Regions from separate parts of the Homo sapiens genome. Here region 2 is linked to region 1. The links are chromatin loops, found by intact Hi-C in ENCODE. Cell type or tissue: endothelial cell of umbilical vein. All regions are shown on one strand. Links, peaks and the distances in the headings refer to the core of each region. The heading gives the core; the rest is flanking DNA. Region 1 has its middle 130 kb from the start of JCAD. Region 2 overlaps JCAD (junctional cadherin 5 associated).

Region 1 (8,330 bases), core at 64-8,063:
CAAATGTCAATCAACAAACGAAAGAATAAGCCAAATGTGGTATACACATACAAGGGAGTATCATTCAGCTATAAAAAGAAACAGGACAGGAGCAGTGGCTTACGCTTGTAATCTCAGAATTTTGGGAAGCCGAGGCAGGTGTATCACTTGAGGTTGGGAGTTTGAGAACAGCCTGGCTAACATGGTGAAACCCATCTCTACTACAAATACAAAAATTAGCTGAGTGTGATGGCACACGCCTGTAATCCCAGTTACTCGGGAGGCTGAGGCAGGAGAATTGCTTGAACCTGGGAAGCAGAGGTTGCAGGGAGCTGAGATCATGCCACTGCTCCAGCCTGAGTGACAGAGTAAGACACCGTTTCAAAAAAATAAAATAAAATAAGATATCCACAACAGGCAATTTCACAGAGACAGAATTAGTGGTTTTTAGGGCTGGTGTAAAGGGGAGGATGGGGGGTGGCATAGCTTTGGAGGCGATGGGCATGTTTTCTAAATGATTTGTGGTAATGGTTGCACAACCCCGTGAATATACTAAAAAGCCCTGGGTGGTGCACTTTAAATGAGTGAATTATATAGTATCTGAATTATATTTTAATAAAGCCGTTACTCTCCCCCCCCCAAAAAAAACCTGAATAATAAGAGAATTTATTTCTTTTATAACAGGAAGTCCAGAATGAGGTCAATTTTACAGTTGATTCATTCAGTGGATTAACTGAATGTTAAGTAAAGACTTCAATTTCTCCATCATTTCACTCTTCATCTTCAATTAGCTGCCCTCATGGTTTTAAGACAACTGCAGTAGCTTCAAACATGCTGGAGACAGAAAAACAAGAGAGTTCTTTCCTAATTCCCTTTATTTGGGGAGGAAAAGTCTTCTCCTGTCAGTAGTCCACAAGCGAATCATCCATCATATCTCATTGATTAGAAATGGTCTCCGGCTGGGCAATGTGGCTCACGCCTGTAATCCCAGCACTTTGGGAGGCCGAGGCTGCCAGATCACCTGAGGTCAGGAGTTTGAGACCAGCCAGACCAACATGGTGAAACCCCATCTCTACTAAAAATACAAAAAAATTAGCCAGGCATGCCGGCAGATGCCTGCAATCCCAACTACTTGTGAGGCTGAGGCAGGAGAATTGCTTGAACCTGGGAAGCGGAGGCTGCAGTGAGCCACTCCAGCCTGGGCAACAGAGTGAGACTCCATCTCAAAAAAAAGAAAGAAAGAAATGATCTCCTATCAAATACTGAACCAGTCCCAGGCAAGGGTACTGGGGTCACCAGGACTGACTTAGAACAAACAGATTTAATTCTGAGTCCTCAGGAGGAGAGATGGAACTGAACTGAATCAGGACTCTGTCACCACAGAAGAAGGGGACAATGGCTGCCAGGTAGGCAACCCCAGTGCCTGCAGAAAATGATAGAAAATTTTCTTGCAGGAAGAATAAAATCAGAGAGTTGACAGAGAATTTACATCTATCTATCTATCTATCTATCTATCTATCTATCTATCTATCTATCTGTCTATCTATCTATCATCTATCTATGTATACATCTATCTGTTAAAGCAAACTAAATATGGCCTGAGAAGTGTAGGGTCCAGCCCTACAGGGCCTGTGGGTTTTCTGTTTGTGTGCGGAGACGAGAGATCTTAGAAAAATAGACACAAGACAAAGAGATAGAAGAAAAGACAGCTGGGCCCAGAGGAGAACTACCACCAATGTGCGGAGCCTGGTAGTGGCCCCGAATGCCTGGACGCACTGCTATTTATTGTATACAAGGCAAGGGGGCAGGGTAAGGAGTGTGAGTCATCTCAAATGATTGATAAGGTCAAGCAAGTCACATGTCCACGTGACAGGGGGCCTTTCCCTTTGTGGTAGCGGAAGCAGAGAGGGAGGACAGCATACGTCAGCATTTCTTCTATGCACTTATCAGAGAGATAAAAGACTTTAATACTTTCACTAATTCTGTTACTGCTATCTTTTAAGAACTTAAAAGGAGGAGCCAGGTGTACAGGTGGGATATGAAAGTGGACAAGGAGCGTGACCACTGAAGCACAGCATCACAGGGAGACGTTCAAGCCTCTGGATGACAGTGGGAAGGCCTGGCTAATGTCAGGCCTCCCACAAGAGCTGGTGGAGCAGAGTGTTCTCTGACTCCCCCCAGGGAAAGGGAGACTCCTTTTCCCAGTCTGCTAAATAACGGGGGCCTTCCCAGGCACTGGCACTACCGCTAGACCAAGGAGCCCTCAAGCGGCCCTTATCCGGGCATACAGAAGGCTCACACTCTTGTCTTCTGGTCACTTCTCACAATGTCCCTTCAGTTCCTAACTCTGTATGGCCTGATTTTTCTTTGGTAATAATAATAATACAAAGATTAATACTAAAAACTAATGATTTATAATATCCATATATAATCATCTCTATATTCTATTACTCATATAACTTTCTCTTATCCTAACTATTTTCTTTATTATATTGGAACAGCCTGTGCCTTCAGTCTCTTGCTTCGGCACCTGAGTGGCTTTCCGCCCACAGAGAAGGACTCCATACTTCTATATTTGAGTCCTTGTGGATGAACTGCCACCTAGCTTAATAGGCAGACAAGACTGAAAACCTAACTTAGTAGTATGCACCTGTAACAGTAGCTGAGTCTTGGCCCATCCCAGTGGCCACACTTTAACCACTCATAGACTGCTAAGTGTTCAAACTGTGTTCAAATAAGGCAAATGCCAACCTGTAACCAATCCAGCTCTTTCTTTACCTCACTGCTGATTTCGGTATATCATTTCCCTCTTTTATTTGTCTATAAATGTGTTCTGGCCACGAGACATCCCTGGAGTCTCTGTGACTCTGCTGTGACTCTGGGGGCTGCCTGATTCACAAATCATTCATTGCTCAATTAAACTCCTTTATATTTTACATCCATCCATCTACCTATCTACTTACCTACTATTTATCATCTACTATTATCTACTCTCATTTACCTATCATCTATGTATTATTTATCACCTATCAATTTAACTATCGTCTATCTATTACCTATCATCTATCTGTCTGTCTGTCCATCTATCTATTCATCTCTATCATTCATCTGCGTGCTTACCTATATACCTCTACGCACGGGTGCACAAGCACATAGATTTTAAATGCCTATACTTTTGACTTCTTGTAACTAAGGAGTATGAATTTTACTTTTTAAAAAAAACCTGCAAAGACATGCATTTTCTTCCAAGTGTCTCAAGTCTGGGAAGATAAGAAAGAGCCAATTCGGCTGGCATACTCCTCACCTCTGGGAGACAGTGTGGGCCTGTGCCACGTTGCCCACCTCTCCATCCTGGTAAAAGTTCTGGCTACCCAGAAGCAGGCCAGGAGGAGGAAGCCTTTGGCTGAGGTCTCCTCGGAGTCGGGGGCACACCCTTGATCTTGGCATCGCTTGCCTCTCTAAAATTTCTGATCCCTGTCTTGCCTTTGCAGACATTGGCAAACAGGCCACAAGAGCTGCCTCAGTCACATGTGGTTGTGTTTAACTCTATAGAACTTTGAACCAACCTCAAGCTGTGCCAGTGGGGAGATCAAAGTCAATAAAGTGTATGTATTTTATAAACGGTGAACTTTAGTGAAGAAACAAAACTCATTTAAGCCAAAGCCAAAGGGAGTGTTATGTTTTGACTGATGCATAAAACACAGAAAGAAGATTGCTTTCCCCGTGAGTTATTTGGTTTTTTTTTTAAGACTGTTTATTAAAGTCCATACTTTAAAATAAACATAGAGAACTCTCGTGTTCTCTTTGTAAACATGTTGAGTCCTTTGAAGCCAAGGATAATGAGTATGATAACAGATACTGTTTATCCTCTCCTGGGCTCCATGTTTAGTTAGCTGGGTCTTGAAGACTCTTTCCTCCAGAGAGAGCTTTTCAGAATTGACTCTGTTAGAAAAGAGGGAGAGAGAGAAGACTTGGAGAGTTAGCATCTCTATTCAAACTTCTCTGCCAATGAAGTCCTTCCACTGGAGGACACAGCCTGGGCCAAAGGCTCGTCTTCCTGGGCATCCACAGTCAAGCCAAAACCCACTAGGAGTGAAGTCCTGCCACCTGCTGGGATGTGCTGGGTCCCTTACTGGTCTCTCCGCCCAGTGACGTGCTGGTAAACGTGGAACTGTCGGTCCTGTGGTGGTGGGGAGAGGAGCCCTCCTGTGTGACACTTGCCCATTTCTGCAGTGCGGCTCGTCTCATCGTGGCCTATGTCAAGCTACCCACAATCTGTCACGTAACCCAGAGCTGAGGATCAGATTGATGGGCACGGTGGCTGGCTCCCCGGCAGGGGAGAGCCGGCCTCCAGCACCCAGACCTCTACCTCTGCCCTGGAATATTTCCTTCCTGGGCTTGGAAGTGAATGCACAACTTTGTCTCAGTAAATATTTATAAATGGCAGCTTCCTCTGCTGTGGGGAAACTGTCTTTTCTTTTTTTAAATGTCCCATCTCCTTGTGCTGGACAGACCCCGGCTTTCATTTTCTTGACTCTCCCAGCATGCAGGGATGTGCTGGGCTATTTTGGTCCCTTCCCTTGGACATTTCCTTGAATTGTTTGGATGGCATTGTGTGATTCACAGAGCCCAGCTTCCTTTCCCCTCTTAGCAGCCGGGAAAATCAGGCCCCTTCATGTGTTTCTTTGTTAAGCAGTGGATCCTGAAGTCATTCATTCTTCACTGGGCAGGGGCTGGTGAGCAAGGGGCTCCGGTGCCCAGGTCTCCCAGGTATCAGAGATGTCCCTTGATGGGACAGAAGGGGGTCCCAGGAGGAGGCTGGGCTGCTGGGGGTGAGGACGTGCTCTGCTCCACAGGGGTCTCAAGGGTTTCGAGGTCACGGTGAGTGAGCAGAGCCCACGTCTCATCATACAGCTGGAGGCACCTATCCAAAGTGACGAGAGTTGTGTCCAAACACAGAAACACAGATTTTGTGTTTCTATTGTTTGAAAGTTGGAAGAATAAGGAGTACCTCGCAAAGAGGCTGGGAGCTCAGCAGGTGATGCCTATAGCTAACGGGGCATTTGTGGGGCCAGGGAGCGTACTTAGACCCAGGTGAGGCTAGGAAGGGCCAGGAATAGACTCTGAGCTGACAGTCCCGACCTCGTGGAGCCTGACTCTCCTTCCACCCCGTTGGCTTCCCAGGATTGACTCAAAGGGGCCCACGGGACTCTTCTGAGAAAATGGCCTTAGAAATCCGAGGCAGCTTAGCTTTATTACGGCTATTTGGATCAAGGGACCCACAGCAGCTCTTCTGGCTGAGGCAAGAACTGAGGTGAGAGTTGGTTGTGGGAGAAGACCTAGGGCTTCCTCCTGAGCCACCACCCTGCTGTCCCTTAAGCACCTGGCATTTGCTTGGGATTCTGGGGGAGGGGAGATCCTTTGGAAGGGCTCATATCCAAGTAGTTAGAAGTAGAGGAAGAAAAGAGAGCCCCGCAAACAATTAGAAGGATGATTTAGCTCAGTCCTGCCCTCTCCTTGCCACCTTCCAGCCAATAACGTTTGTTATTCCTGACACTGATAACAACAGCAAATAGAGGTATCATTTAGTGCAAGTCAACCCTTCTGCAAACTATCCTGCACCTCTTATGGCATTTAACTACTACATTAACTTGGTTAGTTACATGTTTTATTAATATTCCCATTTTATAACTGGCAAGACTGAGGCTTAGAGGGAGGTTATAGATTTGCCCAAGGTCACATAGCTAAGAGTTAACGGAGGCCAAAGTCTGAGCCCAGGTTTATCTGCTTCGAAAGGCCATCCGTCTACCCACTATCCAATCTGCTTCTCTGAACCCAGGTGGGGATGCGGTGAGCTGGGATTCCTGTGTCCTGGTCATGTCCTAACAGAATATATTAGTAACTAGACCATATCCCAACTTCAGGACCAGGCTCTGCCAAGCCAGGAATATGAGAGGAGGAACAGCACCTCCCTCACCACGCCCCAGAGACTCCCCAGGCCTGAAGGTTTCCCGTGAGAAGTAGTGCGGCACGCTCGGAGGGCATCTGTCCCCACCTCTTCCTAGCTGCGCCTGCACGCTGGGTTCGTTTTTCCACCCTGCTAACTCACACCTGCGTTGCTCTGCCTCCTCTAATCCTCTTGGGCAGATGACCCAGCCAGACAGTCGGCCTGGCTTTCTGTTTCACTTTAGCCTTTGGACTCTGAGCTCGGTTAACATGGTACAGTCCACAATTAAGCCCTGCGGTGCCCAAGCCCAGCTCATTGTCCCTGGTCACTGCTGGGAGACTGGACAGAGCCCCCCTCCCACCCTGAATTTCCTGTTTGGTCCTTGAGTGGAGACACAGACCTCAGCTTCACATTCACCTTGCCTTTCCTGGTTCCTGAGTTCTCATCAGTCTGGGTGGACTATGATTCTTCCTCCTCATGGTGGCAGCACAAATTCGGCCACGGCTAATCAACTCCATTAATTGCCCAGAGTTCATTAAAAATCGTGGTTAGCCTTTGCCAATGTGCAAGGCAAGACAGGGAGTGAGTCTTGGGTCTATATAAGGTCCAGCTAACCCTGTGTGACCTTGGAGAAATTGCTTACCTCTCTCTGCCTAAGTTTCCTTATCTGCACAACGGGGATAACGATAAAACTCACCTCAGCCGGTTGTTTTTAGGATTAAATGAGTTAATATATGCAAAGTTCTTAGCATGATGCCTGGCTCAGAAGAACCTCTGTCTAGGTGTTAGCTGTTCTATGATTATACATAAATTACTTCACTTCTTCTGTGGGTCATAATTTGTGGTCACTAAGCAATGGCTGGCCAGATCACTGAGCCAAAATAAACTAACTCTTTCCTATTAGTTCCAAGTACATTAGTCACCAACCAGATTCATAGTATGGTACTTGGCTCAATTAGTCCCAGAGCACTCTCAAGTCCTGTTGAACCAGAATTGCCAAACAGTGTCTGAACTAGTTAAGTGAACCCCAAAAGGTGAAAAGAAACTTTTAGCAAAGATGTAGTCTGGTTTTAAATTCCTAAAATCAGCCAGGCGTAATGGTGCACACCTGTAATCCCAGCTACTTGGGAGGCAGAGGTAGGAGGATTGCTTGAGCCCAGGAGTTGGAGGTTGCAGTGAGCTGCAATTGTACCACTGCACTCCAGCCTGTGGGACAGAGCAAAACCTTGTCTCTACAAAAAAAAAATTAATAAATAAAAAGAGATCTCTAAAATTCCAGTGTAGCCAGGACAAATCACACCATCCTCCCACCCACCCAAAATTATCATATCCAGATGATCTGATGAGTGTCCAACATTTTCAGTGAACTATATGGGAATGTATATTAAAAATTAGAAAGAATAGGCCCCACTTGGAACAATCTAGTATGAGACAAAAAATAACAGTAAATTCCAAAGCAAGCACTCAGGAATAGACTGAAGAATGAGCAGTGATTGATGAGCAAGCGCCTAAGTTGGTGTAACAAAGCAAGGGGAGCTTTGATGGCTGCTTGGTGACTTGGGTTTTTTTGTTTGTCTGTTTGGGGGGTTTTTCTGTTTGTTGGGTTTTGGGGCTTTTGTTTGTTTTGGGGGTTTTGTTGTTGTTGTTGTTGTTTTTGAGGCAGGGTCTAACTCGGAGTGCAGTGGTGTTATCTCGGCTCACTGCAACCTCCGCCTCCTGGGTTTAAGCAATTCTCCTGCCTCAGCCTCCCGAGTAGCTGGGACTACAGGCACACCCCACCAAGCCCGGCTAATTTTTGTATTGTTAGCAGAGACGCAGTTTCACCATGTTGGCCCAGCTAGCCTTGAACTCCTGGGCTCAAGTGATCTATCTGCCCACCTCAGCCTATCAACGTGCTGGGATGACAGGTGTGAGCCACCTCACCTGGCCATGGTGACTTGTTTGAGCTCACCATTTGGTTTGCAATGTCTCCTGTCTTTGCTGAATTGGCTCCGGGCCTGTATGTGACAAGGGGAGTTGCTGGAACCATGACTCTCTGGCCGTGGAATTTGTGATTTGTAAGGTGGCTCCAAACTCAGGAGAGACCTGAGTGGGACAGGAGGCTCACTTCCCACCTTCCCAGCACGTGCCACCCCCACGCTCTGGTTTATTTAAGCCTACCACTCTGAGGCTATCCAGAGAGCTGAGTAAATAAATAGCCCGCCCACCAAGAAGACAAGCAGTCCCTATCCTCTTCAATGCCAGGGAAGAAGGGCAGACCTTCCCAGCCATCTGCACCTTCCCTCGGCCTGGGAAGAATTAAGGAGTTCTTTACTGCAGCATTGTAATTACTGAACTAATGTGTGTGCCTGCATCAGGACAGAGTTCAATAGCTGGCCTTGAAGTTTCTGAGGGCCCTCTGTTT
Region 2 (8,330 bases), core at 188-8,187, 150 kb after region 1:
CATAATGGGCCTTCAATAAATAGCAGTGAGTAAACACATTCTGTCATGCTAAATGCCATGTGTTAGGACTCTGCTTCTTGGTTCCCTTGTAATCTCTTCATCTTGCCTCAGATAGGAGTCATTTTAGAACTTTGTAAAAGCTATTTCACAACCACGCACCCATTCACAGTATATTTGGCTTTCTTATTAACACAATTCAATATTTTGCAGGTTACAGAGAGTGAAAAGGGCTCTGTATTCCCCTCCGTTTGTAAAACAAAACGTTTCTTCTGGTATATTCATATCATTCCATTGGCTTCTGACCTATCTTTTCCTTGCACGCACACTGGCCCTAATGTGGGCATCCCATCTGAATACAGCTGCATCTGTGGGTGTTTCCTTACAACAAAAAGAGAGGGCGGTTTAGCTAGGGGAACAGGATGGTAAAAAAGGAGAGAATTTCGGCAGCTTGCCACAGAGCCAGGCTGGGAGAGGAGCCCTGAAACCCTCTCCCAGGCGGTTTCCACCTGGAGGAAACCTTTGTCATCCCTTCCTAACACTGTGTTTGCCTTTAGTGCTGCACTGGGACCAGGCACAGATTGGGGAGGAAGAGCTCTGAGTCTACAGAGCGTGTTATGTAACTGCATGTCAGCAGTTAGATATGGACAAAGGACACAGACGGAATCAGGGACCTTTCTTTAAGAAAAACAAACAAACACACAAAACAGGCAAGTCTGATGGGAATGAACTCGCCTTCCATGGTTCGAGGTCACCCTTGCAGACAAAGGACCTTCCTTGTTGGTTGACAGTTTTCAGGCAAAAATGGGAAGGATTTTGTTTTTAGTCAGAGCACTTAACACATTATTGGAGAAAAGCAAAGGTGAGAGCCCTCGTTTCTGCCCAGCGTAGTAAAAGCAGGTTTAAGTTGCCAAGTCAGATGCTTCTCCAGCGAGGAGCAAGAGGAGTTAGCACTGATGGAGCCAGGCTCAGGGGGGAAAATCACAATGAAGAAGGGGCTGGAAGCTGTTTCTCTTTCACCTTGTGCTTCAGAACTCACACTTCTGTCGACTACTGTCAAGGCCTTCACTTTCTTGGCTGCCATTTTCCAGCATGGAGCTGGAAAAGGGGTCTTATGGGTGAGTTGTCTGAGGGTTCAGATAACCTTAGTGACTACCACACAAACGGGTGCTTGTTTTTGTTTTGTTTTTTCATTTAGTTTTCTGCTGAGTATATTTGTACCTTCCAACTTGGATATCAAGGTACTGAGATTGTACCTTGTCTCCTATTTCTTTTGTTTCTTGTACAGAGTCTTACAGTACAGGGCATATATGGTTATTTAATACATGCTCATGTGCTCAATTTATTCTTTCCCCAATTGTAGCAACTGTTGAAAAGCAGAACGGTCAGTTTCTAATGAAGTAAAGACAGGGCTATGGAATCCCTGCAGATGGACCATGTAGGTTACGTGGGGTCTCCCTCAAATTTGAGGGGCTGGATCAGAGTTGAGTCTCACGGTGGGAGGCAGGAGAATCCCCTTTAGAATTCTGTGTGGGCAGTGTGGCCGCCAACCTCATCCACAACTCGCTCAGGACTTTCTAGCCCCTTGTGTGGTAACAGGTTCCTGAGGACTACGGCATAATCAGATCTGCAAGCTGCCTTTGTTTCCATCCTGAGTGAAGGGCTCAGATAAGTGGCTTTGTGTAGCCCTGGGATGTTTTCATACAGATGACAGAGTTCTCGACAGATCTGGCCTCTTGTCCATGTTGTTGAGATTGGCCGATTCACTTAGATGGTGTAGAGTGGCTTTTGGATTGAAGGTTGGCTCCTAGGGTAGAAATAGCAAATGCATACATGTTTGCAGACATCCCTGCCAGTGCCCCAAGCTTCAGAGACTGGCTGCAAGGTTCCCTGGGTTGAAATGAAAGACTTTTTTTTTTTTTTAGGTGCCCAATAGAGAACTGAAAATTGGAGGGAAACAGAAAGGTAGGCATGAAGGAGAATTGTTTTTCCCCATCAGAAACAAAGTGCTTTGGGAAAAAGTAAATAGGTGTCAATAGTTAACAGCTTAAATTTAAAAAAAAAAAAAAAAGCCAATACTGCTATGGCTTATGTGAATTCTGAATCTGATGAATAAATGGTGCTGTCAGATCCCAGTCTTTGGTTACTCAAAAGCACAGCTGTGGTCTTGCTGCCTCCTCCATCCCACACAGTGACCTCTGCTGGGCTGGCCTCCCGGTCTAGGGGGTACCTGGGGCCCGGGATAGCCCTGTCCAACTTGAAGCCATCAGCGTGATTGGGAAGGGTCACGAGAGTTCCTCTTCTGCAGTTTCTTGGTTGAGGGCTGCCTTAAAGTGTGTCCCCACACTTTGAGCCAGTCCTCAACACCCCACTCATGTCCTGGGAAAGATGGAGATCAAGGTCATTTGGAAGGCCACAGGGGCTGAATGAAAATTTGTTTTATTCTGACAGAATAGTGGAGACCTAGGCATGTTGGCAATATTATTATCTTAGAACTGAAGAACATTGCATTCATCCAATGTGTGCTGCTGTAACAGGCTGGGTAATTTATGATGAATGGAAATTTATCAGTTCACAGTTCTAGAGGCTGGGAAATCCAGGGTCAAGGTGGTGGTATCTCATGAGGGCCTTCTTGCTGTGTCATCTCATGGTGGAAGGTGAGAGAGTGAGATCAAACAAGAGAGGGCTGAACTCATCCTTTTATAAGGGCACCAATCCCACCTAGGAGGGTGGAACCCTCATTACCTCATCACCTCTTAAAGGTCCCACCTCTTAATACTGTTACAATGGCAATTAAATTTCAACAGGAGTTTTAGACAGAATAAACATTTAAACCATAGCCAACACAAAGCCCAGAGGATGTCACTGGCCATCAATGGCTGCTCAGTGCAGCAATGGAGGGAGCCCAGCTTGAGCCACAACTTCCCCACCCCCCGGGCTGCCAGATGCCTTGGGGCTGCCACCCTGCAGCAGCACTGGGCCTGGCTGAGCTCTCCCCAGGTGAGGCCTGTTTTCGTTTGAAAGGAGCACTTGATTCTGTGAGCTCCTGGGGTTACCATCGCTGGATGGTCTTTTCTCAGTCCCTTGTCCTCCACCCTCCCCCTGGCATGCATGGACGTGTGACAGCTCTCAGAGCCCAGCTGTGTCCCTTTCCTGTCTGGGAGAGGCCTATAAAGACTGCATCCTGACCTGTCTACACGAGATAATGCACATAACACTGCTCTTCTGTGGATGTTGTAAAGGGAGCATACATGGAAGGCAGGATTATCCATCATCTGGGGCTTAGCTGGAATATCAGCATTGTCTGGTGAGAATGGTCAGGACTGTTCCTTACCCTGTAATGATTAGTATCAGTTTAGAACAGAGTTTCTGATTTAAAGACCAGCTCTATCTAGTAAAATTTTTTTACTTTTTTTTTTCTTTTTCCCTTTCTTACTCGAGGGACTTCTAGTAAAACTTTAAAAAAAACAAAACACAAACATGAAGCTTTGATGAGATTTTTGAGCATACAGGACACTTGTTTCCTAATGTGCTGAGGGGGCTGTTGCTTTGAGCTTTCACTATTAGCAGATCAAGTAGTACTGAGCATCTAGGACAGGAGAAGAATGACAATTCTGTTGGGGAGAAAGACAAAGGAGCATGTGAACTTGCTAAAAATCTCTTAGGTGCAAGTAGTGGAGAAGGACCAAGAGTTGGTTCTCCTTCATACATAGTTTATCTAAATTGATGAGTAGACAGTAATTGTTTTTTGAAGCTACATGTTAACGTGTTGGGCCATCATTCGTATGACTGGTAACTTTACCAGCGTTTAAAGCACAGCAGATGGACTGTGAAGCCTGACTGTGGGACCCCTGGCTCAGGGGCCCTCCTTGCCCCCAGGCTGAAGACTTCCTAGCAGTAAAGTTTCCCTCCTTCATAGATCCTTTGGGAGGCAGGAAGTGGAACCTACCTGAAAGGAAAGGGAGGGGTCGTTGTAAGGATTCATGGAGAGATTCACGGACCATTCATAGGAAATGGAGAAAAACTGGCTGGCCTCATTAGAAATGGAATGAGAAGGTGTCCCCCTGGATTGTGGGTTATTCCCCTGGGGACTCATTCATCTCTGTCCCCCATTGCCACCCATCTCTGCCTCCCATTGCCACCCATCTGTGCGTCTCCGGGTACTTGTTTTGCTCCTCTTCCCTTCCCTGACAGCTTCTGCTTCCCCGTACCTCTGGCTGGCAGAGACTTAGACTCCGCCCTTGCTCCCCTTGATGGCTTAGCTTCAGAACCCACTGCTGTCAACTGCCCGCATCTCTTAGTTGAAACTTTTGAAAAAATTGAGTTTCAGACAGCCGGTGGATGCTTGAGTACTGGGTTAGGGTGTCTCCCCGCTCCGATCAGAGGGGAGGGGCTGGACAAGGGAGAGGTAGGTTGGATGGGGAGGAGGGAATGACCAGGCATGGGTGCCTGAGCTTTCCCCACTGCAGGTGCTGCGGGTGAGGACAGTTTCCAGGCCACAGGGACTCCCTGTGTACCCCAAAACATGTTCTCTTCACAGACAATTTGACAAATAACACTAAAGACTTGGCATTTTCCCCTTTTTAAGTCGTTGACTCCATAGAGAGCTCATCTAGATGCTAGCCCGCTCCTAAATGGTCTCAGTTAACAGACTGTAGTGATGAAACTGGCTGTGGGCTTTGCATGAAAGGCACTGACGTGGTCCAGGAAAAGACTCACAGGCCATGTCCAAAGCTTGCCTGCTGAAACACACACACACACAAACACACACACACAGTAAGAGGAAGTAGGCAAAGAGGAAAAACTGTGTTATCTGCACATGGAGGAAACTGCATGCTTAAAATACAAGTAGCCAAAACTAAATAATACTTAACGACCATTAAAATATGTAAAAGGCTGTTATCAGGCACTCAGGGTTTCCTTAATGTGTTTCCTTTGAAATATTATAATCAGAGGAAGCTGTAAAATACACTTAACATAGCAGAGGTTTGAAGCTGAAAGTTATACCATAATTGGCTCTTCTCTGCATAGCCCCAGGAATTCTGGTAAGATTTTTTTGTTAGTTACCCATGAGAATAACTTGTAATTATCTCCTGTCATCAGCGGCAGTTGTAACTAATGAGAGACTTAGCAACCTAGGGAGAGTCTCTGATGTGGTGGTCTGGGGCCCTCATCTTGGGAGGTTTCTATTTGATCAGTAAACATCCATTCTAGATAGTGCTACTGGATATGGTAAACAGTTCATTTTCAGGGTCTTTTAAAGCTTCTCTTAAATCATATCCTGCTTATAAGGGTTTTCCAAAAACAGAGAATGCTTCAAGTTTAACATCTGTTTCTATGTTCCTCTTTCTTTTACAAACTTATGAATCCTCAAACACGATTTGCCTTTTCACTGCTTGTTTCCATACTAAGCATTAGCTGTTGGTATTTTGACCTTGTTACGAGGCAAAGCCTCTCTTTCTTGAGGGCTGGCATGCTCATGAACACCAGGAAGACACAGGCCGCCTCTTCCCTCACTGTCTTCTGTATGCCCTTCTCCTTGGTCTCGTTCGTAAGTGTGGAAACTTCCAGAAGCGCCTGGAAGCTGGTCCTGTCTCCTGCATGTGCCCCATGTAGCTTTTACCAGCACCAGTTTCCCCACTAAAAAGCAGGTTGTGTCCTTTGAACATGAGGCTTCTGGAGGTGCAGTGGTGTGGAGGTGCAGGCTTCTGGAGTGACAAGGAAGATCCAGCGGCAGCACTGCCGAGGGCCTCATGCATCTTGCTGGTTATGCCATCCCCAAGAGGAGAGTTGTTCGTGTGGAATTCTGCCTTCAGCTAGAGAACTGGATGAGTCTGAGAGCTAAGAAATGCCCCACAGAGAGACACCAAGGGTAGGAATGTGAGACGGGGGTCCAAAAGAGACCCGAGTGGGTCTTCTGGTCCAGCCGCTTTGCCTCAAAGATGGCTGTGCCTCTGCGTTCTCGACAAAGGACAGGTTGTGGACTGGGGGTGTCACTGGTGGGCCGCTGTGCAGCTATGGGGCCTGGGGCCTTTAGGCGGCCTCCCTAGGGTGTCATCACCAGAGACCCAGCTGCAGGGTCCTTCAGGCTCTCAGAAACCCATGACTAGTGACCACCTTTTCTGCTCCTCACAGCCCTCATCTTGGCTTCTGAAGAACCGTGGGTCGGAGGCACCGCGAATACTCCATAAATATTTGTTGAATAAATGAATAAGTAAATGAAAGCAAGAGTGGTGCTAGAAAAAGGCAAATGAGAACGAGGCTGGTCTTTCTCCATGTCTATCATGGCACTCTGTGGTTCACACTGGTGAAAGCAGTTTAACATGGTAAAAATCTGACATGCCCTTATTAAAGAGAAAATATGAAAATACTGAAATAATCTGCCTTACCTATTAGATACGCATGAGAGAGAATGGATTAGAGCTTCTCTTCCTGCCTTGTTTTAATAAATGAAATACTGGTTTGTTCTGCATCCGTATTGTGGAAATGGGTGTAGCTTCTTCATCAGAGACCAGCCATCCCCAGGAGGAGCAGCGTCTTGTGATGACAGTCAGCTACGTCACTCTTTCCTGGCATTGTGAAGGCCTGTTGATTACAGCTTAGACAAAGACAATGCCGATCTGAAATAATCATCACCTTCAGACAGACACTCGGTTCTTCACCCTTTCCTGTGTGCCACCCGCACCCCCTTCCCCAGGCGATCAAGCAAACAGAGCTTCAAGATAACCTACTCCATTGAGAATGTATTTTAATTGAGTTAATACCAAATGAAACAAGGGCTTCTTATGTGTCAGGCACTGTGCTAAACACTCTGAATGTATCATCTCATTTCATTCCTCCCAGGATACAAAAAGGAAGGCGTAGTCCGTCCCTGCAGTACAGATGAGGCATCAGAGGCAGGGGCAGTTAAGGACGCTGCCGACAGCGTTCCACTGGACAGCCGTGGTGTTGGCCTTTAAACCCACGCCGCCCCTCCAGTGCCCAGGGCAGCTGCTCACCACTCTCCTGGCAACGTTCCAACACTGCTCCCTGTTGGTGTGATGAGAAGCCAGAAACCACCCCTCTGCACGTGCCCCGAGCCTGGACTGTTCCGTTGACCCTGGGCAGCCGTCTTTGGGTGTCAACTGCAGGTTCATCCGGCTCCCCAAGGACTGGCCACAGACATTGTTTTCTCAGCCTATTTTTCTCCATCTATACCTTTTCTTCCTCAAGTTAGGGAATCCACAAGAAAGTGATGAATAACACTTTGAAGGTATTATCTCATTTCATCCCTCCCAGAAAACTCAAAAGGAAGGATTCTGTCCCTGCAGTACAGATGAGGCATCAGAAGCCGAGGCCGGTCCAGCTGCCCACCCATCAGGTGGGAAGGGCCTCACGTTGTGGGAGGGAACAGTGTCTGCCCTGCGTGCAGTCACCAGGACTTCTCCTAGTCACTCGGGTGGGGAACCATTTCTCTAGTGCTTCCTGTCCCTGCCTGTGACAACACCCTCAGGGGTGGCTTCCTGTAGGACCTGGGATGCTCCCAGGATGATCATTGATGTGGAGGGACAGGGTCCTCTATCAGTGGGATCCTAGCATGGGAGGGGCGTCAGCATCTGGCCCTCTAGGGAGTCTGCCTCCAAGTAAGGGCCACCCAGTGTGGCTTCTTGCCTTTACATTCATTAGAAGGCATCAGTGCGTCCTTGCCATGTTAATCAGTAAAAGGAGTGGGCTCATTTAAATAGCTGGCGTGAGTCGGGGGTTAGGGGTTTATGACCCAGCTTTCTTCCCTTAGAAGTGCAGTTGCAGGAAGGATGTTGTTCAGAGATACCCTGACTCCCAGTGAGAGGTTCTAGCACCTTCATCGGGGACACATTAGTACACGCAGCTGGCGGCTGCCCCAGGAGCCCTCACAAGCTCCACCTACCTTTTCTCCAGGTTATTGTTTTCCTTCTCCTTCCACATGGACCTATACCCTTCTTCCTTCATTTGTATCCCTTTGCTCCATCCTGCTTCTCTCTTCTCTCTTCTCTCTTTCTCTTTCTCTTTTCTTTTCTTTCTTTCTTTTTTTTTTTTTTTTTATTTTGAGACAGGGTCTCTCTCTGTCACCCAGGCGAGTGCAGTGGCACCATCTCAGCTCACTGCAGCCTTGACCTCCCAGGCTCAAGCAATCCTCCCGCTCATCTCGAGTAGCTAGGACCACAGGCACTCACCACCACATCTAGCTAATTTTTCTTTTTAAATTTTTTGTGGAGACTAGGTCTCCTTATGTTTCCCAGGCTGGTCTCTAACTCCTGGGCTCAAGCGATCCTCCTACCTCAGCGTCTCAAAGTGCTGGGATTACAGGCATGAAC

The links. Peaks named below come from ENCODE experiments on the same cell type or tissue, not always from the same donor. Only the 100,000 strongest peaks of a DNase experiment are listed, where the experiment ranks them.
Region 2: a loop joins it to region 1, with 6 times the contacts of the local background. A loop is called at or near these places in 22 of 110 quality-filtered maps.

The regions. Positions count from the first base shown.
Region 1 is chr10:30,184,581-30,192,910 of GRCh38, reverse strand. No RefSeq gene overlaps it. Among named protein-coding and RNA genes, the nearest start is that of JCAD, 130 kb to the right of the region's middle. In endothelial cell of umbilical vein, for the core only: CTCF peaks have their summits at 6,175 and 6,386; DNase peaks (open chromatin) are centred at 4,600, 6,490 and 6,800; H3K27ac peaks cover 3,181 bases.
Region 2 is chr10:30,038,416-30,046,745 of GRCh38, reverse strand. The region is part of intron 2 of JCAD (junctional cadherin 5 associated); the gene reads left to right. Among named protein-coding and RNA genes, the nearest start is that of JCAD, 17 kb to the left of the region's middle. RefSeq lists a silencer at 2,563-2,835. In endothelial cell of umbilical vein, for the core only: no CTCF peak of the experiment used is centred there; DNase peaks (open chromatin) are centred at 3,165 and 4,795; H3K27ac peaks cover 3,124 bases.